Linked DNA regions of Mus musculus: region 2 is linked to region 1. Evidence: chromatin contacts called from ENCODE Hi-C data. All regions are on one chromosome and are shown on one strand. Each heading gives the region's core, a stretch centred on a gene start or an enhancer-like site at or near the end of the contact. The rest is flanking DNA. Distances are from core to core; before and after follow the strand shown.

Evidence for each region. A loop is a pair of places that touch in the nucleus more often than their neighbours do.
Region 2: a map of regulatory T cell shows a loop between it and region 1 (4-fold over the local background). The contact joins the promoter of Rwdd3 here to the promoter of Ptbp2 in region 1. A Hi-C loop is called at or near these places in 2 of 37 maps with a recorded cell type or tissue (T-helper 17 cell and regulatory T cell).

What each region holds. Positions count from the first base shown.
Region 1 is chr3:119,779,646-119,786,143 of GRCm38, reverse strand. Ptbp2 (polypyrimidine tract binding protein 2) reads left to right here and starts at 2,756. Exons shown (of 14, transcript NM_001310711.1): 1 at 2,756-2,942; 2 at 4,610-4,640. The coding sequence starts at 2,935.
Region 2 is chr3:121,167,608-121,174,105 of GRCm38, reverse strand. It overlaps Rwdd3 (RWD domain containing 3), which reads left to right and starts at 2,411. Exons shown (of 5, transcript NM_028456.3): 1 at 2,411-2,514. The coding sequence starts at 2,430.

The sequences.
Region 1 (6,498 bases), core at 1,507-4,006:
CATTTGTACGAGTGCCAATCTAATTTCATTACTGACATGTTTAACCTTTGTGAAGAATCTCTGTACAGATACAGCTATACGGATACGGGCTGCCTCCGAAGTTCCAAAAGCCAAAAGTGTGGCCTGTTCCTTCTGCAGAGAATAGTATCAGTGACAGGAACAACAACCAATCACCAACAATCAAGGCGATAGCAGCACCGCTTCTTAAGCATTGACTGCGGCCAGGCTGTCAACTGGACACCAATTTGGATGATGACGTCACTCTTAATCTCATTTTCATGAACTTCATCCTTGGGTTATGCTGACCATGTCCAGTGTCACGTAGCTAACAAATGGAACATCTCAAACGCGAAGCCAGGCTTTCATGGATATGTTTTTGTGGTATATAGCACACAGGGATTACAGTCTTGTCCTGCTACCAGATGCCTACAACTGCAGGTGCTAGCAGCCTCTGTATCTGTTATTTCATTCTGTACGCCCATCTTCCCAAAACAATGTATGATAAGCTAACCTCACACTATTCGTATATTAGACATAGCCAGAGATTAACAATACTAAAAACAGAGTAACTGCACAAAACATACTCAGGAAAGACATGGGAATATGTTTCCTGTCTTGAAATACTTGGTTGCTTGTTCACCTCCAGGGAAGCATTTTACGATTTCTTGACATATGACACTTTCTTGGCATACGGATTGCCAGGAGCACTACTCTCGTGCTTTGGGAGTTGAGGTAACTAAGGAACTCCTTCCTGCACATACAAACCTTGAGATAACATGATAGTTAAGCTGATCGAAGACACCTGTTCATTGAATAAGCTAGCTGGAAGATAGCGTGTTTAGCCTTGATACACTGAACATAGAGGTGACCCATGTCCTGACTGGAGAGTGAGATGGAGGCGATTTCATTATGCTTTACCTCAGAATGGTGCAGAATTTTAAACTATAAATCATGTCTAGATTTTACACTTAATATTTCCCAGCCACGGTTTACCACTGAACAAATGGCTTGAAACAGAAACCTCAGGTAGATGTCCAGAGGAGCCTATTGCTGTGTGCTGATACATCAGCATCATTCCCAACTTTAAACCCTTATTTCTTTACTACATTTTAAAATCTAGTGCTTTATGTGTCTTGCCTTGCGAACTACCTCACATATTTCCTACCGAAGTGTTGACTTAAATAAGCCAGCATATTGACTGTGCTGTGGTTTGCCCTTATACTTTATTAGAAGACCAACAAAAGGTTGTAGTTTAGTGAACATCTGACACTTGACAGAAGTTCTGCTCTTCTTGACCCAGATTGTCTTCCCTGAGATAAAACGAGAACCAATTATCAGTGTTGATTGTGCCAGTGCGAAGAAGATGGAGAATGCATCCTGGATCCCCTCCCTCCCTCCCTCCCTCTGGGAGCATACAGATTTAATTGTTGAGTTGAAACTATGTGAACAAAACCACAACCCATGAAAAACTATTATTAATGGAAATGATAATGGGGCCTTTACGTATCATAAGTCAAAAGTATAGATAGAAGGGAGGTGTTGCCGGAAATTAGATTTTTAAAAAGAATCGACAATCCCTAAGGCAAATCAAGACTATTTGACCAGGTGGTGGCTTGGAAACGTTCTTAGAGCAACAACAGTGCACATATGTGTGTGGTTGTTGTTGATTGCCTTTGAAACAAGGTCTCACTAAGTTTCTTCATCCTCTGGAGTAGCTGGGGCCAGGTTCTGACTTATCTTTTAAAAATAATATACAATCTCCCATTTAGTGAGGTGAAATTCCAGGTGGTAAGGGCAAGAGGCTTCTTGAAGGGGACGCGGCAGATCTGGAGGAGGTATGGAGGACACCTGGACAGACACAGTTGGTAAGTGCTGGAGGAGGTAGGGAAGAGCAAAGGGTGGTGCTGGCATTAGTGGCATGCCGGGAACATTTTCCGAAACCAAATGTTGCTGGGGCTATGATACAAATACATTAAAGAAGAACGGAAAACATGTTCTATGATATTAAGACCTTTAGTTCTATGGAAAAGTGATTTTTGTCTAGGCCGTTTTAACATTTTCATCCCCTGTAACTAATGCTAACTCAATTGGCCTCCTCTTTCCATATCCCCAAATGTTGGAATACAGGAACGCTTTCTGCCACCTCGCTCGCTCAGCGTGTGGCCATTCCCATGTAGGGATCTTGGAATATATGTTTTTCCTAACAGATGCACAAAAATTACCAACCCACATGAGAATCACCTTTTCTTCCTCTTGGCCTGATTGATTCCAGGTTTGTAAGCAAACACTAAGCTGGTGAGCAGTCCTTAATTAGGAGATGTTGTTATATTTTCCTAAGCAATGGATCTTGACCAGGGGGGTAAGCTCTTTGAGGATGAAGAATTTGTAAACGAGGTCTAGGATGCAGCTATAAAGTCTTTTTCTCTAGAGCTGAGAGGGCGAAGGGTGCCCGGGCCGGGCCTGGGATTGGTCCTTTGTGGTAATAATGCAGCTTGAGGTTGGAAGGAAGAGTGGAAGCAGCCTGAGAGCAGCAGGGTTGCAGTCCGGGCTAGCCTGAGGCACACACGGTGCAGGCTGCAGGCTGTCCCACTCACACCGCCCACGGAAGAGAAAGAACCCAGGTCAGCCAGCCACTGCAGCGGGCTCGTCTCCGAGGGCGGGAGGCAGTGCGCGCGCGGGCGGGCGGGCGGGCAAGCGGGCGGAGGCAGCCAACGGCGGAGGCGCCCACTCCCCCGGTCCCTGTGCCCCGCCGCTCGTCTCCCGCCGCCGCCGGGCGCCCGCGCGCTCGGCTCTTTCCGCCGCCGCGCGCTGCCCCGTGCGCTCCGGCACCTTCGGCAATTTCCGTCGGGCCCTGGCCGCCATTTTCTCGCCGCTTGTGTGGCTCGCTGGCTGCGTGGCTCGGTTCTTGGGAGCGAAGCTTTGTCCGGTTCGGCAATGGACGGGTAGGTACCGGGAGCCCGTGAGGAGATGGGCGAGGGAGAGGAGGCCGGCGAGGCGGCGGCCGGGATCCGGGTCGGGTCGGGTCCCGGGAAGCGGGGCTCGGGCGGCCCCTCCCAGGCCGCGCCGCCGTTACCCAACCCCCGCCCCATCACACACACCCCTCCCCGGGCTTCCCTCGGCCGCTCCGGCTACCGGCTCGAACCGCAGCCGCGGCTGGGAGGCCGGGGAGGCCTCGGGGCTGCTGTGGGGACGCGGGGCGGCCCGACTGCGGGGGATGGGGCGGGAAGCCCGGGGCGGCCCTGCCCCCTCGGGAGCCATGTCGACGCCGCGGGGAGACCCGAACCCTGGGGTGGCGGCGGCGGCGGCGGCGGCGGCGCGGGCGCGAGCGGGCCAAGCCGCGGAGGCCTGTGCGGAGCGCGAAGCCTGAGCGAGGCCCGCCATCCCCGGCCTCGCCCGAAACGCCGCGGCCGGAGCGCCGAGTGGGAGCTGCGGGGAAGGGGAGGGCGCGTGGCGGCGGGAGGGAGGAGGGCACATGTCACACTCCTTTGTTTTCATCCGAGTCTGGGAGCGGGGGCGGGAGGCCATCGGAATGCCTTTACCACCACCACAACGACAACAACAAGAATTCGGGGCTCGGCCCACAGGGCCCAGAAATTAAGCCATAAACAAAACCAAACCCCCATGAAGTGTTGGAGAGGCAGCATCAGTCACATGGGCAAAGGCCACAAGCCACGCAAGGCAGACAACAGATAATCCACACAGGGTTGGCCTTCCCCCGCCCCCTACTTTGATTAGTTTCTGGAGGAAAAAAAAATACAAAAATAAAAACAAACACCCCCCCCCCCACACCAGCCCCCCAAGCAAATATGGAACATGGATCAGAGTCGTGTTGCATCTTTGGAGAGGCTGGGCGTGAAGACCGGAGGATGCTGAGTGAGATGAGAGAGCTGTGAGAAGAAAAGAGGAGGCTCACCAATGTCGCGCCCTTGTTAACTCCACATCCCGAACGACCCAGTTCAACTCATTGTTCAGAGAAGGGGGCCACAGTTCACAGCCCACAGAGAGGAAGGGGCACGAAAAGAGACCCAGTGAACATGAACCTTTATTAAAATTGAGGGTCTGGATTTGACGAGTCTAAGAAAGTAAAATCCGAGTTTATTCAATAGGTTATCAGTCTAGAGTTAGTTATCTGGTGTTTTAGAAGAGATAATAAAAAGGCTTTAAACATCATTGCCACAAATTACCTTAATGGGATATTATTTACCACAGGAAATGTAGCTTTAGACATGTGAATTATCCCCAGACAGTTTTCCAATTTCCAGATTTTGTTTAGGTTACCAAAGAACTCACTCAACGTTGCTGATGTCAGTATATAAGCACGTTAGGAATAGTATAGTGTTTCTGCATTTTCATCTTGCTGTTAAAGGTTCTTAAAAATGATCATAAACTGACTGAAACGTCGAATGGTTCAAAATTATTTCTAAAAAAAAAAAAAAACAAAAAACAAAAACAAAAAACCTCCAGGTAAATAATAGTTAAAAAAAATTATCACTGAGCATCTGTGTATTGCCAGGGCCTGGGTAATTTATAAAAGATCTTAAAAGTTTTAAAGTTAAGCATTGATCATTAGAAGAGTAAGAGGTTGACACTTTTATTTTTTCCTTTACAGAATTGTCACTGAGGTTGCTGTTGGTGTGAAGGTAGGAGATTATGTTTGAAAGTAACGTGGAAACTGGGGATGTTGGATATGGTACCATTGTAAAGAGTGGAAAATTTCAGTTAGCCTTGACAACAAAAGCCAAGCTTAAAATATTTCCTTTAATTTGTAAAGTCAGAGTCTATAAACAACTGTACAGTTGGATATTGATAATGACCATGGTATGTTAATTACTTGATAATAAGCAGATTTTTTTTTAACCTCTTTAAGTAGTGTAAAGTGTTAGTTTAAAACAGTTGACTCTGATTAAAGTGAAATGTGTGTGCTAGGCATGAATCACACTGGTAATCAGTTGTCCTGACATGGAAGAAGGACACAGTTGCTTTAAGTCCTTCCAGCTTGAGTTGTTGAAGAGCTTTCTTGTGTGTGTAGGTTTTTCCCTCACTTCTTGGGTAGAAAAACTGCTCAGCCCTTACAATTGACTCCATGCCTACCATCTGGCACTTCCTTGAAGGCATAGACAGACCTTTTAGTGTCTTGGTGCATTACAGATTGGTTGGTTGCAAGCCTTTCCACCTTGTTAGGACAGATTCTTTGTCTTTTAACTTATGCCCAAGCCTGTAATAGGATTTCTCCTGTCCCTCAACCTTAATTATAAGTATAAATATAAAACCCCATGCATATAAATACCCTTAGGAGAACTGTAAGTGTACCTGGTTTAGTGAAGTTGACCTTCAGTATTTTTCTTGGACTTTAAAAAATTATGTTTATGATGGTTTAATCTTCAGAATAGGTTAGGAGATGTTACTGTGTTTTCTATGATAATGATCTAGAGGCCCATGCTTTAATATCGTGTAGAACATTTAGTTTCATTGACAGTCATGTTTTTCAAGTTGAGATATTAAGAGCTTTGAAGTCAGGAATAGGTCAAGAGTACAAAATGTCTTGATATTGTAGTTATTATCCAAATAGATTTCTTCTGTGAATTATATAAAAGAATAAATGATTACAAGGTACTTTGTCAAAATGGGTTAACTGATAGCTCTGTGGTCTTTTACTAGAGGATAAGTTATAAAAATGAGTTAAGTAATAGCTCTGTGGTCTGTTACTTGAAAATTGTATAAAAATATTCACTACCCATTCTAAAATGTTTAATATAAAATTTTGTAAAGTTAAAGTTCATTTTTTATCATTTTCTACTATATTGGTTAAATTCTTATATTGTTTGCAGCAGTTTGTACGGCACTTAAACTTTCTTACAAGTAAATAGTTGTAAAGAAAGTAATCTATGTGCGTTTTTAAAATAATTGAAACTGTAGTATCCATTTCTCCTTCATTCACAGTTCAGTTGCTTAGGTGTAGATGTGTTAAGTTTTTCATTTTTAAAAATTACTGATTTGCACATTATCATGCATTTCTTATTTTTTGTAGAATCCTGACCTTTTCAAATTTTTATTTTGGTATGACATAAACTGCCTGTATTTAAAGTATGCAATGTCTCATTTACACACACACACACACACACACACACACACACTTACACACACTTACTCGTATTTAAAGTATGCAATGTCTCATTTACACACACACACACACACACACACACACACACTTACACACACTTACTCGAGTGGGCGAAGCCACTACTACAATCGAGGTAGAAACCTGTTACTCATAGGAATGCCCTCCTGCCCCTCTGTTGTCCCCTTTGCCTTGCCTCTCCCCAGAAGCGAGTGATCTGCTTTCACTGCAGATTCGCTTGTATTTTTAGAATTTTAAATGAATGGACTCAGGGAAGTCTTCTGTTGTATTCCACTCAGCAGAAGCTTTTAAGTTATTTACACGGTGTTAGTGTTCTCTTCCCCACTGTTTGCTTAGTGTCATCATGCTATATGGTAACT
Region 2 (6,498 bases), core at 1,162-3,661, 1.4 Mb before region 1:
TTGGGAGTAATTTTTAATGTTCTCAGATCATAATTTTTCTTATTAAGCCCACTCAGCTTTTTCTCAGGATAAGTAACGTTTCACCTTTCCCAATTGGCTTCAAGTTGGGTCCTGTTTGCTCGTGAAAGTGGGTTTTGACAGTCAGTAGAGCTGTTCTGGGAAAATTAAAAGAACTACCTGTCCACACTGACTTCCTGGGTTAGTGGTTTTAACTGGGGGTGAGAGGGTACGAGTCCCCTCCTATTCCAGTCTTGGGTACACTGCGCTTTAGGAGAAATGCATGGAGAGGTAGCACTGTTTTAGCAAATCACACACTGGTGTGCGTATTTGTGGGAGGTGGGGATAGAGGTGGATAATATACTCTCACTGTTCACATCCACTTCACATTTAAATATCTAGAATTTCAGTAGCCGCTGACTAGAAGAAATCTTATTACAAGAAAAATGATTATGGTGCCGTAGCTTCAGAGATCTGCCAGGTACCTGCTATTTCCGTTGTGTGAGAAATGCCAAGCAGACATCACGCTGCCTCTGTGATGATTACTTCTAAATGTCAGAGTGCAAGAAATGTATTCGAGGGATTTCAGTGTCTCCGGGTAGTGTCAATTTAGAAGACAATTCACATGAACTTTTTATTTAAGCATGCTAAATGAAGTATGAAAAGCAGGTTAAGGAATCAACGGAGAAAGGAAAGCAAAGAAGAAACCCACTGACCAGAAAATTTTAAGTATGATAATAGATGGCTGTACTTTTACATCAATTCCCATGGACCCCTTACTGACAGTAGGCTCCGGTGATCGCCTCCTAATCCTGCTGACAATGAAATCACGCTGTTCGTGTTATTTCGTTCATATCACACATTGAATTTGAAAAATTAAAACAGGATGAGGGCTATTCAATTATTGTGTGGACCATTTAACAAATATGACAAATAATCAAATTAATATTTTCCATTACTTTTAGCAGTAACATTGGACTTTAAACTGAAAATTGAATAACAGAGTGGTGCTGTAAATCAAAAAGTGTAATCTTTTCCCCAAATCTCTCTAACAGTTAATTATGAACCCACTGAACTTGCTTGAACTGCTATTTTGGAAATAACTCAAAGGAACTATTTTTTTTTTCTTTCTTCTAATACAAATTGGTTACATTATAGATAATCATGTGTTTAAATAAACCTTTATCTTTCTAATTATTTGCACAGCACGGTTCCTAATTGCCTGGGGTCACTGAAATCTCAGGGCATCCCTGGAAAAGCTTTTCTTGTCTATCTCATCAGATTTCCTTTCTCTTCTTGGAAGCCAATTTCTCTTCCTTTTTTCAAATTGCCCTTTTAGCAATAGAAATGATGATTGGGATAGTAACGTGGCCCAGTTAAAATTATTCTGACTTGTAGAAGTCAGTGAAAGGAGTCACTGAAGACCTACTTAAATTCTTTGATGAACTCACAGAATGTTATTTCTGATACAAACCAGTGGCATGAGACCTCCCCGAGTGAGCCAAAGGACTCTTGGGAGCTGCAGAATTAAAAATTTTTATTTTGGGGGCGGGGGGAGTCAAATGCACCTAGACAGAACTACTTACCACAAATTAATTTTGCTTACTAAAGTCGAGGTTGAAACAGATGCATCACTCATTCTGTTATCCTATTGTTACTGCGAGTGTTTTGAAATTTAGGTCAAGATTCAAAGATGGTGATTTCACCATTAAGCTTCAGGGATCAGAGAGGTAATAGACACATTATGTTATATGCATCGAATATCACCTGAACCGAACCAAACCGAACCAAATCAAATCAACTCAAATCAAATCACTGTAAAGCTAGTTTTTGGCTTTGGACCCCATCTCTAAGGAGTCTCATCTCAGTCTTCCCTCTTCTTCATCTTGGACTGGAAAGAGGCCCTGGAATCTAGACCTTGTGTGTAATCCCGAGGCTAGTGACCAACCAGGTCAGTATCCTGGAGGTCATTATCGTTCTCTTTTCTGAAATATCCTGACCACGAGGGTCACTGACCCTCATGAGGACATGGAATTTGTGTTTTGCTCACTGTGGGATCTCAGGACACAAAGTTCAAAAGCCTGACAAGGGCTCGTTCGCCTTGTTTGGCTTTTCTTGTTTGTTTAGGTTTTTTTTACTCTCTCCATTTCCTCCTAGCCTGGTGAAGCACGGTGGGTTCACAGCCTGGTTGTTCTTGTAGGGGACTTTGGGGCTTTACAGGTCTCTCTCTGATCCAGAAAACCACAGAGGCCAAAACTCAGAAGGTTCTGGGCGGACACATGCCACGCCCATAAACACGCCCATCTCCCCGCCCCCCGCCCGGCGCCATCCGCAGCCGACCTGGCTGTGAGGCCGGGGCGCCCCCCAGTGACCGTAGGGGAGCTTTGCTCCGGGAGGCGGCGGAAGTGGCTTTGGGTTCTGGTCGCACGGATATGGTGGAGGAGGTGCGGCAGGAGCTCTCGGCGCTGGCCGCGATCTTCTGCGGGCCCAACGAGTGGGAGATGTTGAGCTGTTCAGGTGAATACCCTGCCTCTCACCCTGCGGCCACTGCGGGGAGTCGGGGACCCGGTGTCTTGTGGCCCTGGACAGGAGTAGGAGGGGACTGGGGGGTGGGGTTGGCCTGCGCTTGCAGTGCCCTCCCCTGAGCTCGCCCTCTCCGCCCCCCTACCCCGTGCTCTCCCGCAACTAGACGGTGCGCAGTGCCCTCCTCGTGAAACCCAGCTCCTCCAAATAGTCGGCATCCACCATAAGCATTTGTGTATCACGTCCCTGACAACAGGACGCTGTAGTTGGTTGTCAGCCACGTGGAAGGCAGTCAGGAAATGCTTGTTAAGGTTTGAACTCTCCAGAGTTAATTGCCTTTGACTTTATTATTAATTTTTTTTGTTGTTTTACTTAAAAATATTTTTATTTTTACGTTTTCCAGGCTGCTGAAAAATGGCAGCCGATTCCAGACTTCTGCTGGACGCAGCATGGAGACCTTCTCTTCTAACCCAGGCAGGGCACCGACCCTCTGAGAGTTTATAGTCTGTAAAGCTATTACTATTGTTGTTATTATTAATTGTTTTAAAAAGCTAAAATTTCATTCTTGTCTTGGCTTCCGTTAAGGAACCCAGACGCTCCACTCACACACTTTTAAATTTTTTTTTGGCGTATGTATGAGTGTTTTGCATGCCTGTATAGACCTGTATGCTGAGTGTGCCTGGGAGGCCTGAATAGGACGTTCAGGGGCTAGGAGTTACCGAGGGTTTGAGAGCCTTGCCTTAAAGGTGCTGAGAACTGAACCCAGGGAATAGTCAGTGCTCTTAACCACTGAGTGCCCCCAATTTCCCCCTTTTGGGAAAATGTGCTGATGCAAATTATTCTCACCCTCGCTGAGCTGTCAAATATGTCATGTACATTTTGAGGTCAGTGAGAGCCATCCCTCTACTGTTACAATGTAACTACGATTGTAATGGCTTTTCTGACCATAAATTGGCTTAGCTCTAGGAAGACAGTGTGAGATGTGCTAGACCTAAGGAAGCTATATCTATGATTAGGAGGGCTTTGGGTTTCCATAAGATAAGTCAGTGACCCCTTTCTCCTATGCCTTCTTGCATGCACACATCTACAGATCTTTGTGGTGATTTGACGTTTCAGGCCATGTGAACTTTCTAGAAAAATGGAGTTGCTCTCTTCTTAAGTGCCTAGACCTGTCTTGTATATTTTTGAAACTTCCTTAAGACCCCTATGAAAGGATTTATTGTAGGGATTTGCCACCCTCTTGTGATTGGGTAGCATCCTGATCGGTTAGCATCTCCTGTCTCCACAATTCTCTCTATTGGTAATTGCTTCTGCCGGAGGCAGCTATTTAAAGGGATCACTCGTGTCTCCGAGTTCTTGTATCGTGACTTACTTGCCAATATCTGGGAGAAACGAACCTGTGATGTCCTATGACATTTTAAAAAAATGGTGGTGGTTTGCATTATGACCAATCAGATACTGTTGATAGGTCAGAGAAACCCCCCAAAAAGAAGTGCTGAGAGAGAGGGGGAGGGGGTTGTCTTAATACTCTGAACACTGCGGCTCTTTATCTGCTCTTAAATTGAGCATGACTTCAAGTCATGCCTCCTAATTAATTTAATTCAGTGTTCTGGCATCAATAAGTAATTGAATTATAAAGGAATTCAGTGTAACAGCTTCGGACATTTTGTTTTCTAGAAGGTTCACTGAAGAGTAGAACAGTTCAGCGATTGAAGCAGGAATGATTGACACACTCGGGAGCTGTGAGTGAGGCAAACACCAAGTGTAGCAGGCTTCGTGGCTTCTACCCTCGCTGCCAGCGGCAGTTCGGGTTTCAGGGTGTCACTCTGTACCCATCATTTCTTCCCTGGCCTCCACCAGATAAGTCTCTCCTGTCTTAAGTGAGATTAGAAGAATATTGCAGAGGGCCTACATTTCTCTGTAAGACAGGAAGACCTGGGTTGACCCCAACGGCCAGCTCTTGAGGCCCTGAGCCGAAAAGTCTTGAATAGATGGGTTCAGTTTAGTGGGGAGTAATTTCTTTTAAGAGTTTTGAGGGAGTTTGCATCCTGGCCACTCATGTTAGAGTAAGTTCAAAGGAAGAGGCGCTGTGTGTAACAGTCTCTTAGGGCTGGAAATAATGTAAACACCATATTCCCAGCTTGGGAAAGCAGTGGAGTAGCCAAATCAGGGATATTCTGTTCTTCTCCATCCCACGAGTCAGTCCAGGTGCCAGGGTTGGTGTGGTCACCTTGATCTTCACGTGGGTTTTAAGGAGAGGCTTGCTTAGCTTAGTTTGCATTGAGGATCACTGATGGTCACATAGATTACATCACCACCAAGCTCCACAGGGTTGGGTTTGGCACTGGGTCCCACTCCTCTGTAGGAAAGGGGCTGGTGCAGGAAACGTTCTTACAGTAAGACAATCCATGATGCTGAGAAAAAAAAAAAACAAAACAGTGGCAATAGTGTGGGTGGGATCCGGCTTATATTCAGAACAATCGAGTTGGTGGTGGGAGGTCCGCATTCCCCTTCAAGCATACACGTGTGTGGTCCCTTCTGAAGGTGTTATCATCCATTTTCCGGGTAGAGACACGGAGAGTATATGGCTGTGCCCAGTGCCTGTTATAAATGGAGTCGCAGTTTAGAAGCTATCTCACAGGATTAAAAGTTGAAAAAGAGAGGACTCGCATAACAGCTTAACTGCATCACACAATAGGCTGGCGATAGCTTCCCAGTGGGTTTTGTGTTTTATTAACACTGTTGTTCAGATTGGACTCTGTCCCCCTGCAAAACTGTTACAGTGACATATTGACGTTGTTTGCCGATGGTCTTGGCTGAACTCATCTCTCTAAAGTCCACATAGTCTTAGACTTTATTTTGAAAGAGTGCCACCTTTACCTTCCAGTCTTTCTAGTTGTTTTGTTTCCTTCTCTAAGAACGATGAAAGCATGTGAAAATCCAGAGACACCGTGTGTAACAATCTCTTAGGGTTACAGACAATGTAAACACCGTATTTCTTGCATAAAGCAAGTGTGTATGAGAGGAGAGTGTGTGTGTGTGTGTGTGTGGGGCTTCTGAGTGCTTTTCTGTGCAAAGGTTTTGAGGATATGTGAAAACTGGGCAAAATAAAGCAAGTAGAGAGACTGTGAGTTAGGTATGTTATGCAAATGGTTTCTTGGTGCACACTCAACAAATCCTAACGACCTCTTTCTCATAGATTTTGTTCACTTAACCACCATCATTGTGATGGGAGTGTGTATCTACCGTGTGCTGTAGGGATGAGGTAGGGAGAAAACTTTAAAACAGACCAGAGTGGAATCCGGGGTCTAATTCAGTTTCTTTGTTTGAATTTCTGTCGTCTGCCGTGTTGGAATATGGTTTCTTTCAGGAAAGGTTAAGGTTTGATTGTTTTAAGACAGAACCTACCCATGTAGCCCACTCTAGCCAGGAACACTAGATCCTCCTGCCTCAGCTTCCTAAGCTCTGTGTGTGCCCGGGCTAAAAAGAGTAAGGTTTGAGTCTCTCTCAGTTTGAGTTGTAGCTGTAACGTCAATATTGTTCCAAGGCAGTGACTCGTGCAAATAGTGAATGTGGGTCTGAGGTTGGGCTAGAAGACAAACCCTGCGTCTCTGGGAGAGGTAAGAGCGCCTAGTCTTGGAGCCAAATAAGACTCGGGTCTTTTGGGAGTTTTGCTTTGGTAGAGCAGGCATGAGCTCTTTAGGACGGAGGTGGATCAGGAATGGTGCTTGTGAGTTAATAGTTGTCCTGGCGCGGGGGACCAGGCAAAAAGTAACATCATAGGTACATTTAACAAGGATTTCTGGTAACCATTCTCTTGCTAAGCTGTTAATAACTTTAAATAAGCTCAAAGCAGATGATAACTTTCGAGCAGAACAATTTTCTTTTTCTTTCTTTTCTTTCTTTCTTTTTTTTTTTTTTGTTGTTAGGAAAAAATAAAAGAAAACAAACAGACTTTGAGTGATCGAGGCCCACAAA